Regions from separate parts of the Homo sapiens genome. Here region 2 is linked to region 1. A link is a loop called in an ENCODE intact Hi-C map of the cell type or tissue named here. Cell type or tissue: heart left ventricle. All regions are shown on one strand. Each heading gives the region's core, and the rest is flanking DNA. Links, peaks and the distances in the headings are about the cores only.

The links. Peaks named below come from ENCODE experiments on the same cell type or tissue, not always from the same donor. Only the 100,000 strongest peaks of a DNase experiment are listed, where the experiment ranks them.
Region 2: it touches region 1 in a loop (17-fold over the local background); 32 of 110 quality-filtered maps call a loop at or near these places.

The regions. Positions count from the first base shown.
Region 1 is chr3:26,112,695-26,118,085 of GRCh38, forward strand. No RefSeq gene overlaps it. Among named protein-coding and RNA genes, the nearest start is that of LINC00692, 240 kb to the left of the region's middle. RefSeq lists an enhancer at 5,148-5,391. In heart left ventricle, for the core only: a CTCF peak has its summit at 2,354; no DNase peak of the experiment used is centred there.
Region 2 is chr3:25,902,362-25,907,752 of GRCh38, forward strand. The region is part of intron 1 of LOC124909357 (a long non-coding RNA gene); the gene reads left to right. Among named protein-coding and RNA genes, the nearest start is that of LINC00692, 31 kb to the left of the region's middle. RefSeq lists an enhancer at 3,703-4,368. In heart left ventricle, for the core only: a CTCF peak has its summit at 2,101 (motif pointing right); no DNase peak of the experiment used is centred there; H3K27ac peaks cover 532 bases.

The sequences.
Region 1 (5,391 bases), core at 93-5,092:
GAATGCTGGAGTCTACTGGGGCAAGAACTGATATTTAAATGAGTCAAAACAGGAGACATTCCACGTGTTCCTTGAAACCTGGGGATGGGTGATAGATAGTGACAAAAAAGAATGAGTTCATTAGCACCTTGGATTTCTATAGGCTGAAGAATTTTTTCTGAAGCTTGCTGCTGAAGATCAGACAGATACAGCTGACATCCTGACATCCCTAGGAAGATCACTGTCTGGCTAAAACAGAGGCAGTATGATCATTGCCTCTTCTTTTCTTGCCTACAATGCATGACTCTCTAAACTTAAAGACATATAGGTGGAACCTACCATGTTATTTTGACCCATAACTCTCTATAGTATTTATAACAGTGTTTTATGAAATGGAGTTTCCTGGGATGAACATGGTATATATATACATATATATTTTTTTCAGAGCTGAATAAAGAGCCCTGGACATTGAACTTGGTGCATTAGACTTGCAAATCACCATTGGGAATTATGTGTTCAGGTCCTGCTCTTGTGTCCATAACACCTTTTCCCCCTTTAAATTTAGCTTGTTTATTTCCATAGATATGTACAAACGTATTCATAATTAATTTAGAATAGACCAAATGTCTAAAAGCGATAACATTGGGGACTAGGATAATAATTTGAAACAGTGGTACTCAACCTCTTCAGTGCATAACAGATATCAAATATTAGGATGTTTTGCTTTGTTCAAATTCAAAATGACACTAGCTGAAACAGATATGATTGTAACACAATCACATCTACAACAGCACAACAATGTCTTGCAGCATCTATAAAAACATTCACACTTCATTTTGTCCTCCTTCAGCGTCAGGCTGTTGTTAAATAGTATTACTTGCTGCCCTGATGTTAGACTTTTCTAATATACTTAAAACACAATGTCCTCATGTTCCGGGAGACTCACAGTCTTTCCGTTTGGTAGTCTCCATGCCTCTGCCCCTTGCCTCAACATTATAGCAATCATGCGTATGCCCAGAAAAAATAAAAATAAGATTTCACTTGTTGATCAAAACAGCGCTGGTGAAATGTGCTAGTGAAAAACTCTTACTGAAGTATTATATGCAGCATTCTCATTGACTCTATTTAATTCTGTGGGGGAAAACTACAATTGACTATAAATTCTTATTCTGAACTGCTTATCATACATTCTCCCGTTGTCCTAATTAATATTATCTTGTTCATTTTCGCAGATGGAAGAAAGGGAATGAAAAAAGAAAATGAGTTCCTGAGCTATTTTTTAAAAACATATATCATTTTGCATTTTATAGGTTATAACCTATGTATAATGCTAGCATATCATTTAATGCTAACATATCATTTAAAAACCCCACACACAAGGCAGTATACACATGACCAGCTATTTGTTTTTTGTTTTGTTTTGTTTTCAAATAAATATTATATCCTGTTATGAGGTCCATTTTAATCATGCAGCACTACCTTATTTTCTTAAAATAAAACAACCACATACTATTGCTTTCTAGTGAAGTATTGCGATTTATTTAATCAGACCCCAAATGGTAAAAGCCTGGTTGTTTCTACATTCTTGCCACTGCAAACAACACTGCAAAGAATGTTTGCATATTAATTTGCTGACTACATGCTACCTATAAATGTAATAAGTGATTTTCTTTAAACCCTGTAAAATTATCCTGGCTCTTTAACACAACATCATAGTAAGTGAGGAGAAACTGGAATGGTCAGTGTATTAGTCTGTTTTCATGCTGCTGATAAAGACATACCCAAGACTGGGCAATTTACAAAAGGAAGAGATTTAATTGGACTTGGAGTTCCATGTGGCTGGGGAAGCCTCACAATCATGGTGGAAGGCAAGGAGGAGCAGGTCACATCTTACGTGGATGGTGCCAGCCAAAGAGAGAGTGAGAGCCAAGCAAAAGGGGTTTCTCCCCATAAAACTATCAGACCTTGTGAGACCCATTCACTACCACAAGAACAGTATGGGGGAAACCACCTCCTTGATTCAACTATCTCCCACCAGGTCCCTCCCACAACAATGGGAATTGTGGGAGATACAACTCAAGATGAGATCTGGGTGGGGACATAGCCAAACCATATCAGTAAGCATTAACCCCTCATTCCCATCCGTATTGTTGTAACCTGTACCTCTCATATTTATTTTCCATCTATACCTCACTACTTGCAATTTTCCTTAACATGCCATGCTGTTTCACAGCTCCCTGTTTGCTTCCAGGAGTGCTTTTCTGCATTGAAAACCTAACAAATTTCTACTCATCTTTTAAAATCTATTCACACATTGTTACTCCTGCAGAAACGTATTCCCTCCACTACCAGAGTTAATTATCCCCTTTCTTGCAGTGCCCTCTACCTTGTACACACTCCCTCACTGCCCAAATAGCCCTTGATTATAATTATGTATATACATGTTTGCCTTTCTTATTGGACTCTGAGATCCTGACAGATTGGGACTATAACTTACTTGTCTTTTTATCTTTAATGCTAAGTAGACTCATTCTTTTTAGTTATTATCTATCTCTGTTCTTGACACAGTAGATCTTTGTCTAATGTTTGTTAAATGACAAGTGAAAACATTCTAAGTGAACTTGGCTGAATTTAAAGAAGAAAAGCATTTGGGGCCTGTAGTCAATTGTTAGTCATAGATTTGAGGAGATGATGGGGAGTTCTTGTGTTAGAAAGGTCCCTTGGCATGGTGATGGTCTCAGCCTTTTTTCCTGCTTACTCTCTGTGAGTTTTTGGCATTTTCTTTTCTCTGATATTCTTTAGCTTGTTGGCATTGTGACTTTGAATGTTTTGTTAGGCAATTTCCAAATTTACAAGTTTCAAGGAAGCATAATAAAGTTGATAGAAGGGACAGCACTGACACCAAAGTAAAAAATCTTGGGTAAGAAAGAATGAGTGACCAAAAAACGCTTAATAGACCTAAAATATTTATTGGTAATGATGTTTCAAAAGGAATATATGTCTATGTGAGCATATTCAAGGGAATTCCTTATTCTAAGTATGTTGCATTGCCATTAACTCTATTCCAGCCAGGATAAATGATTCCTGCACTTAAAGTGTACATCAAAGACTCATTTTAGCTTTTAGTATAATTACCCTCTATACTTTCAGTATTCTCAAACAATATTCTGAATGACTAATTTTTTAAAACTATAGATTACAGGAAAATAAACCCTCAATTTTTTTAAAAAAAGTATCTACTTTAAAATGTTTTGCTTGATTTTTTAATAGTTTCTACTATGCAAAGAATCAACTTCAAGTTAAATGGCTTGTCTGGTAATTAAATGGAAATTTCTCTCAATATAAATACTCTAAAACCAAACTTGTAGTTATTGCTGTAGTGAGAAGCAAGAGCTTTTAAACCCATATATTAGATAAAATATATTAGTGTCTCAATATCTTAGATTAAAACTGAAACTCTCTACTCATTAAACAATAAATCTCCCTTTTACCTTCCCCCAACCTCTGGTAACCATTATTCTACTAACATCAGCTCTGTGATTTTGATTACTCTAAATATCTTGTAAGTGGAATAATACAGTGTTTGTCTTTTTGTGACTGGCTTATTTCACTTAATATAATGTTCTCAAGGTTCACCTGTGGTATAAATGTATGTGAGAATTTCTTTCTTAAGGCTGAATGATATTCAATTGTATGTATATACCACATTTCACTTATCCCTTCATCTGTTGATGGGCACTTGCATTGCTTCCACATTTTAGCTATTGTGGATAATGCTGATATGAACATTGGGGTAAAAATATCTCTTGGAGGTTTGTTTTCAATTCTTTTGGGTATATACCCAGAAGTGACATTGCTGGATCATATGGTAGTTTTTTGAAAAACAGTCATATTCTTTTCCACAGCTGCTATACCATTTGACATTTCCACCAACATTGCTGCAATTAGTTCACATCCTCACTAACACTTGTTATTTTGTTTTTTTAAATTGTAGCCATCCTAATGGGTGTGAGGTGGTATCTCCTTGTAGTTTTCATTTGCATTTCCCTAGTGATTAGTGAAGCTGAACATCTTTTCATGTGATTTATAACCATTTGTGTGTGTTCTTTGGAGAAATGTCTATTCAAGTCCTTTACCATTTTTAAATTGGGTTATCTGTTTTTGTGTTGTTAAATGTTAGGAATTCTCTATATATTCTAGATATTAATCATTTGCCAGATATATAATTTGCAAATATTGCCTCCATTTTTGTGGGTTTCCTTTTTCTTTCTGTTGATTTTGTCTTTTGATGCACAAAAGTTCTAATTTTATGAAATTCAATTTGTCTATTTTTCCTTGTGTTACCTGTGCCTTTGTTGTTATATCCAAGAAATCACTGACAAATGTAATGATATGAAGCTTTTGCTGTATGTTTTCTTCTAAGACTTTTATAGTTTTAGGTCTTTGACCAAATCTGAGTTAATTTTGGTATATGATGTTAGGCAATAAGATGTTATTCTTCTGCATGTGGATATCCAATTTCTCAGCACCATTTGTTGTAAAGGCTGTCCTTTCTCCATTGAATGGTCTTGGCAATCTTGACAAAAATCATTAGAGACTTTTTAACAAGATGGCCAACTAGATGCAACTGGGAAGTGCTGACTCCACTGAAAGAGACGAATATTTTGACTAAACCAACATAATTTGAACAGATTTTTGGAGAGAAAATACTGAGACTGGATGCAGAAGTGACATAGAAGCTGAGACTGAAGAGAGAGAAAGCTGGGAACCCTGGGCATGGTGCTCGAATGCTAGAGTTGGTTCCCACCTCCAAATGGCTCTTGGGGAAGGGGTGAGTGAAGGGACTGTGGGACCGCCCACTGTTGCTGTGTACCTCTAGGGATCCTAGCTGCAGGGGACCCCACATCACACATGGACAGTTGAGTTGGCAGGGGGATCTTCCCAGATAGTAGATGGAAGTGGGCCTTAAGCCAGTAGGGAGCCAGGGGCCTCCGTACACAGGACAGCTCTGTCGGCCATATCCCAGGGCTCCCCATCTTCCTCCAAGAGACTCTGGCCCCGTTTAACTGTGGCCAGGAGGAAGTGGAGCTGACTTCCCTGTAGGTCTGCCTGCCTGCCAGTCCTTCCCAGGCCCCCTGCCTGGCCACCAACCAGGAGACTATACATAATACAGCCTCGATGACCAACCTGGGTACTTTGCTCCATCTGAGTGCATTCCCAGCAGCCTGGGAGCACTTCAAATCCCCCAGCACACCTGGAACCCAACCCAGAGGGTGGGGATGATGGAGCCACAGGCCAGTCCTGGCAGCCCAGGGCTGCCATGCACCACTTGGGATTGCTAAGCCTGGGGTCCACTCGAGTTGGGGAGGAGCTTACCCTCTCAGAGCACTGAGAGGGAAGAGACGTAGGTTT
Region 2 (5,391 bases), core at 195-5,194, 210 kb before region 1:
ATATTTGCTAGTAGGCAAAGTAAATGAAGTTATGATTGTATTACCAAAGTACAAAATTTGCTAAGTAAGATTTGGCTACAGAGAGGATAAGGGATAAAAATAAATATCATCTTGGAATATTTTTAAATGCACAGTGACATTTCAGGAGAAATGTACTTAGTTGCCTATTTTTTGAAAAAGCAAAGATCAGAGAAGTGAAATGTGGGAGTGATTCTATTAATGTTTCTGGTAGATTTTCCTATATTCTTAAAAATCTCAAGTTTCTTTCAGATTCATACACTAATAATTATATAAAGAGGGCAGAGAAAACAGCAATTATTATGATGACTGGATTAAGTACCCTGGCATGAAACAGAGAAAAACAAGCGTATCTGCATATGGGAACATGGCCACATAATGTTTTCAGCAACAGATTTCTATGGAGGATTTTTGGCATGAGTAATAAACATTCATATTGTTGGAATTGCCACATGAGTTATACTGGGGACTATTTTAAGATAAACCGGAACCTGTTAATTATTTCTTGGACTCTATAGTTCTAATTTATGTATTGTAAGATAAGAAGAATGTAAGTTGTTGATGACTTTTCTCTGGAGCATTATTAGTGCAGGTGTTTGTGGTTCTGAAACAATTTGAAAATTAAAAAATTCTGTGTAGCATTTTCAAGTCAGTAGGTGTAGGGTGTATTGATGATTCAAACTAATATATTCTGATTCAATCAATTATAATTGGCAGAAGCAGATTAGAACTCTAAGTAGGATGGGATATTCTTACCATTTTTGACTTCTCTTATCCTCAGAATGTCATGAGGAAAATGTGATAATAATAATAATGCCAATCTCATAGTATGGCTACTGTGAGAATCAGATAAAATTATGTATGTGTAGGGCACTTTGTAAATTACAAGTTACTAAATTGTATCTATACTTATTACCATTTTAAAAACATCGACGTTACTTCTAGCAGACGCTTATGATGCACCGAGCTTCATCCTGTTAGCCCACCTGATTTTAGTGCAGCTTAGGTGGACAGCTCCATGTGAGTTAACAGCATCCCTCATCAAGCACAGGATGTGACCTCTCTCTGCTGCCTTGGAGTGCTTTTTGTGAAAGCGCAGAAGGCTGATCAGTCATATACAGACACAACCTGGAAGCTTGGGGAAGCGAATGCCCTATGAGATAGGCTTGCTCCAAAGGCTGGTGGGAATCAGTGCATAAATGTCTCAGGCTTCTTGTCCTCTGGTGAGACAAATCTGAGATATGGCCCACGCCATTCCCCAGAGGAGCCTCAGTGAGAGTGAGCTGTAGTTGCCCACAGCAATAATCAGCAGATTAACACATGGATTGTACTGTCTTTTCCCTACTCCCTCACTTCTGCTTTCTGGGGCTGCCTCTCTTCAAACCATCTGCACCCAGCCTTTGTCTCAAGCTTTGCTCTCTGGAGGTATTACTCTAGCCTAACTCCCTCTAGACATATTAGCATAGTGCTAAAGAAACAAAAAAACATCAAACTACAGCAAAAATGAGATATTTCAGTAAGCACCCTATGGAGAAAAATTCCTGGCAATGAGTTTTACTACCATACTGAAGGGATTAGGGAACTGCTGTGATAATAGGTACTGTACTCAGGACTTTCAGAACTTCAGAGCTGTTGTTTTCAGTATATTTCAGACCTTTAATTACAGAAGAAAGTCTTGAATGTGGGGAGTGGGAACTCAAATCAGTTCTGTTTGAGTCATTGAATAACACTGTATAAAGTCTGCTGTTATAAAGCACTGTGAAAGGGGCGACCTAAGGAATGAAGAACAAAACATCAAAGGAACAAGAAAGAAGGAAGAATTAAGAATCGTGTGGATAATTGAGTCCCCAAACTTTGCCTGTTTTAGGCTTCCTTCCAATCCAGCATTTATCTTGGGACTGCCGGGTCTTATGTTCCATGAGTGCTGGGAACTCTGTGTATTGTTCCCTCTGTGTCACCTCACACAGCACATGGGACACAGCAGCTGCAGATAAGCAAATTTGGAATAAATGAATAAATTAACTGATTGAATTTCCCTGCTTAGGAGTGTGATGTGAGGGAAAGCCTTAGACCAGAAGGTGGCAGAAGGGGTTCAAGCCTAGGATCTGTCATTAACCTGACACATCAGCTTGCCAGCTCAACAGTCCTGCTGGTGCTGGTTATCCCAACACCGAAACAAAGGCCTTTAATTGGTTTCAGAGTTTTAAGAAAACTTGTTAAGCAACCGGACTTTGAGAGCAAGCAGAAATGGGTGTGAATCAAGACATCCCAAATGGGTGACCTTGTGAAAGTTAGTTTACATTTCTAATCCTAAAGTTTTGAGTTTGTCAAAGGGATACAATGATATCTTCCTCTATGGATTGTTAGGATGCTAACATTTAACATAGATAAAACTTTTCATATATAGTAGTCAATAATGTCTACTATTCCCTGCTATCTTCTTTTATTATTGGATTTCTGTGAGTCTCCATTTATCTGACAAAGAACCCTAGACTGGAGGAAATAGAAGAAAAAGAGTAGGACTGAGTAATTGATAGCTTGGGAAAAACCCTTCCAATATCAAAGAACTATTTATTTTTGTTGTTATATATCCAAATATTATAGATATATTATCAGGAAAGTTGGCATGCATACTAGTAATTTATTTTCTAGAAAAACTAGTATTTTTAAACTTTCTTAAAACTCAGACGTTTTATTTTTGGTCTTCCAGATTTCTATTGCCTCTTTGTTTTTTCATCTTCTCTTTGTTTTCACGGGTATCCTGCTTCCTTCTGTCAGGGGCTTTCTTCTCCTCCTCTTTTTCCCTGAGGACTTGGAGTCTTGCTGCGAGTTGGTAGTACTGTCTTGAGGACTCTGTTCTTGCACCGACCTTTTCTGCCAGTTCCTGAGCTCTCCAGCCCCTTTCATTAGAAGGAGCCAAGCATTCATTTGTTCACTGAGCATTTTATTTTTGTAGCAACTTACTGAATCTTCCAGTTCAGTGGATGCATTCCAGGCCAGAGGCTGCCTAAAGTATTTTTCAACAAATACTGTCCTCCAAACTCTCCTTCCTGGGTGTGAACTTAAAGATTGTTGGATGGGAATGGGCATGCTTGGCAACAGAATGCAGAGGGGAAAACTGGTGAGTTTGGTGAGCTGGAAGCCTGGCTTTACCTGGCTAATATGCCTCAACTGGTGAAGACCCTTTGGTGTTAGAAATCATTCCTCCCCTCCTTCCAAATTAACCCCCAACAAAGAAACAACATTTTTGCTTAGAAGAGTTACTTGTTTCTGTGTCATACTGCAAAAATAGCTGCCATTCTTCATCTCTTTCTATACCCTTCCCTTTGCAATGCGATCCCTTCTCTTTGCAGCTTCTCCCATAAAAAGGTACATTCTGTTTCTCTAAAACTTGAACCTAGGCTGGACTTATGACTTTCCTTGACAAATAGAATGCAGAGAAGTAACTAAGTGTGATTTAGAAGCCTGGCCTCAGGAGGCCGTGTGGTTTCTACTCTTTCTTTGGGAATGCTGCCAGCCATCATGTGAACAAGCCTGGGCAGTCTGATGGAGAATGGGATACCATGTGGGCCAGCAAGGAGTCAACCCAGTTTCCCAGGCAAGGCTTCAGACATGTGAAAGAGCTTAGCCAAGATTAGCCAAGCCTGGGCAAATGAGCAGAACCATCTAGATGGCCTAGAGATTCTTGAGTCCTAATACAGGATTGTTTTAAACCATTAAGTTTTGAGATGATTTGTTATGCAGAAAAATTGAACTGAATTTAGGTTTTACAAACCCACTAATATACACTATGTTAAATTGATAATTTAGATTCCAGGACGGCAATGACAAGCATGGATAATAATAAATACCAGAGCAGAGATGGGGCTAGAGGGCAAAGTTCCAGTATGCAAGGATGTTTCTTCAATGTTGCCTTTATCTGATCTCATTGATGGGCAATTCTTTGAGGACTCAGGCTCTTTAGTGGCTTTCATAGTATAAAGCTTTTGTAATGTCATTATAATGTCATCAAGTACTTTTCCAGCTCAGGAGGTCTCAAACTCTAGGGCTCCACATTCCTTTTCTAGGAGTTTTGTCTGTCCTGGGGTATTGTGAAAGATGGGCACACAGGACAAATCAGGTGATGACTGAACTAATCTTGGGGCATTGCTGTTGGATGAGCAATGTTTATGAGAAGTTTATTGAAAATGTTCTGTTTATACTTCCTATATTACATTAAATTGCATGACTTCAAGGAATTATTTTTCAAAAAATCATTTTTTTTTGTTTCCAAGTAACTAAAGATGTAAGTAAACGATGAAAAGTCAGTTTAACTTTTGTTAACTCAGCATTTAATCTTGTGCTCATTGGCTTACACATGACAACAAAAGGTCTTTAATGCTGAGTCTAAAAATAATTTAAACGAACATGATGTTAGTAATTTCTTTCTGGAAATTCCTTTTTTTCACTTAGCAAATTATTTTCTCTCTACAGAAAGCGAATGCTATATCCAAGGCTTCCTCTCATTTAAAAATTTTGAAGGGAGCTTTTTCCTTAATTAGCTAGAAACATCCAGATTTCATTGGCTTTATCCAGAGGCTGTAAGTCCTCATCACTAGTCAAACTCAAAATATTCAGAACGGAATTTGGTAAACTCAAGAAGAAGTAATCTCTAGATATTTGAAGATATTTCTATATTTATATGTTTCTCCTTCAGGAAATTTTAGGACTACATTAATATTTTTTCATCTAAGGTGACCAGCTTTTCCATTTTTTAATAGGATTGTGAAATAGTCCTTACTTAAGAAGATGTTTGAGATTCAGGAGAGATAAAAACTAGATAGAGAAAAACACTGTTGTGAATCATATGCTTTCGAAAAGGAAAATGTTCAAATTATCACAGTGTTACATGCTGTTTGGCTGGTTGGCTGTGCCAAGATGAGATTGGAACTTTGCCTGTCAGATCCCTTGGCTTCACTGAGCAGAGTTTTGTACCAATACTGCAGTAAAATTCTTGCTATTTATTTAAGACACAAATCAACATAGAAATATATACTCTAAGCCTAGAGAATCGAGAGAAAACTAGTCTTGACACAAAATTAGTAACACTTAAATTTATTTAATTCAAAGTCCATGTTAAAGCTCCTTCCAGAAAGAGGCGTATAGAGACATTGCCCAGTGATTATTATATGTCAAGAGTCTGATGCTCAGATTGGGCAAAACCAAGAGCCTCTTTTTCTCTCTACCTCTTTGCTGAATGTCTTCTTAAACTGGCTTATTTTTTCCCAGTATTATACATTATAGCTATGTATTATACCTATAAAATTAGATGATCAGGTAATGTAAGGCTTGCCTTTTTGAGGCTGTATTTGTATCCGAAGACAGAGAACAGAT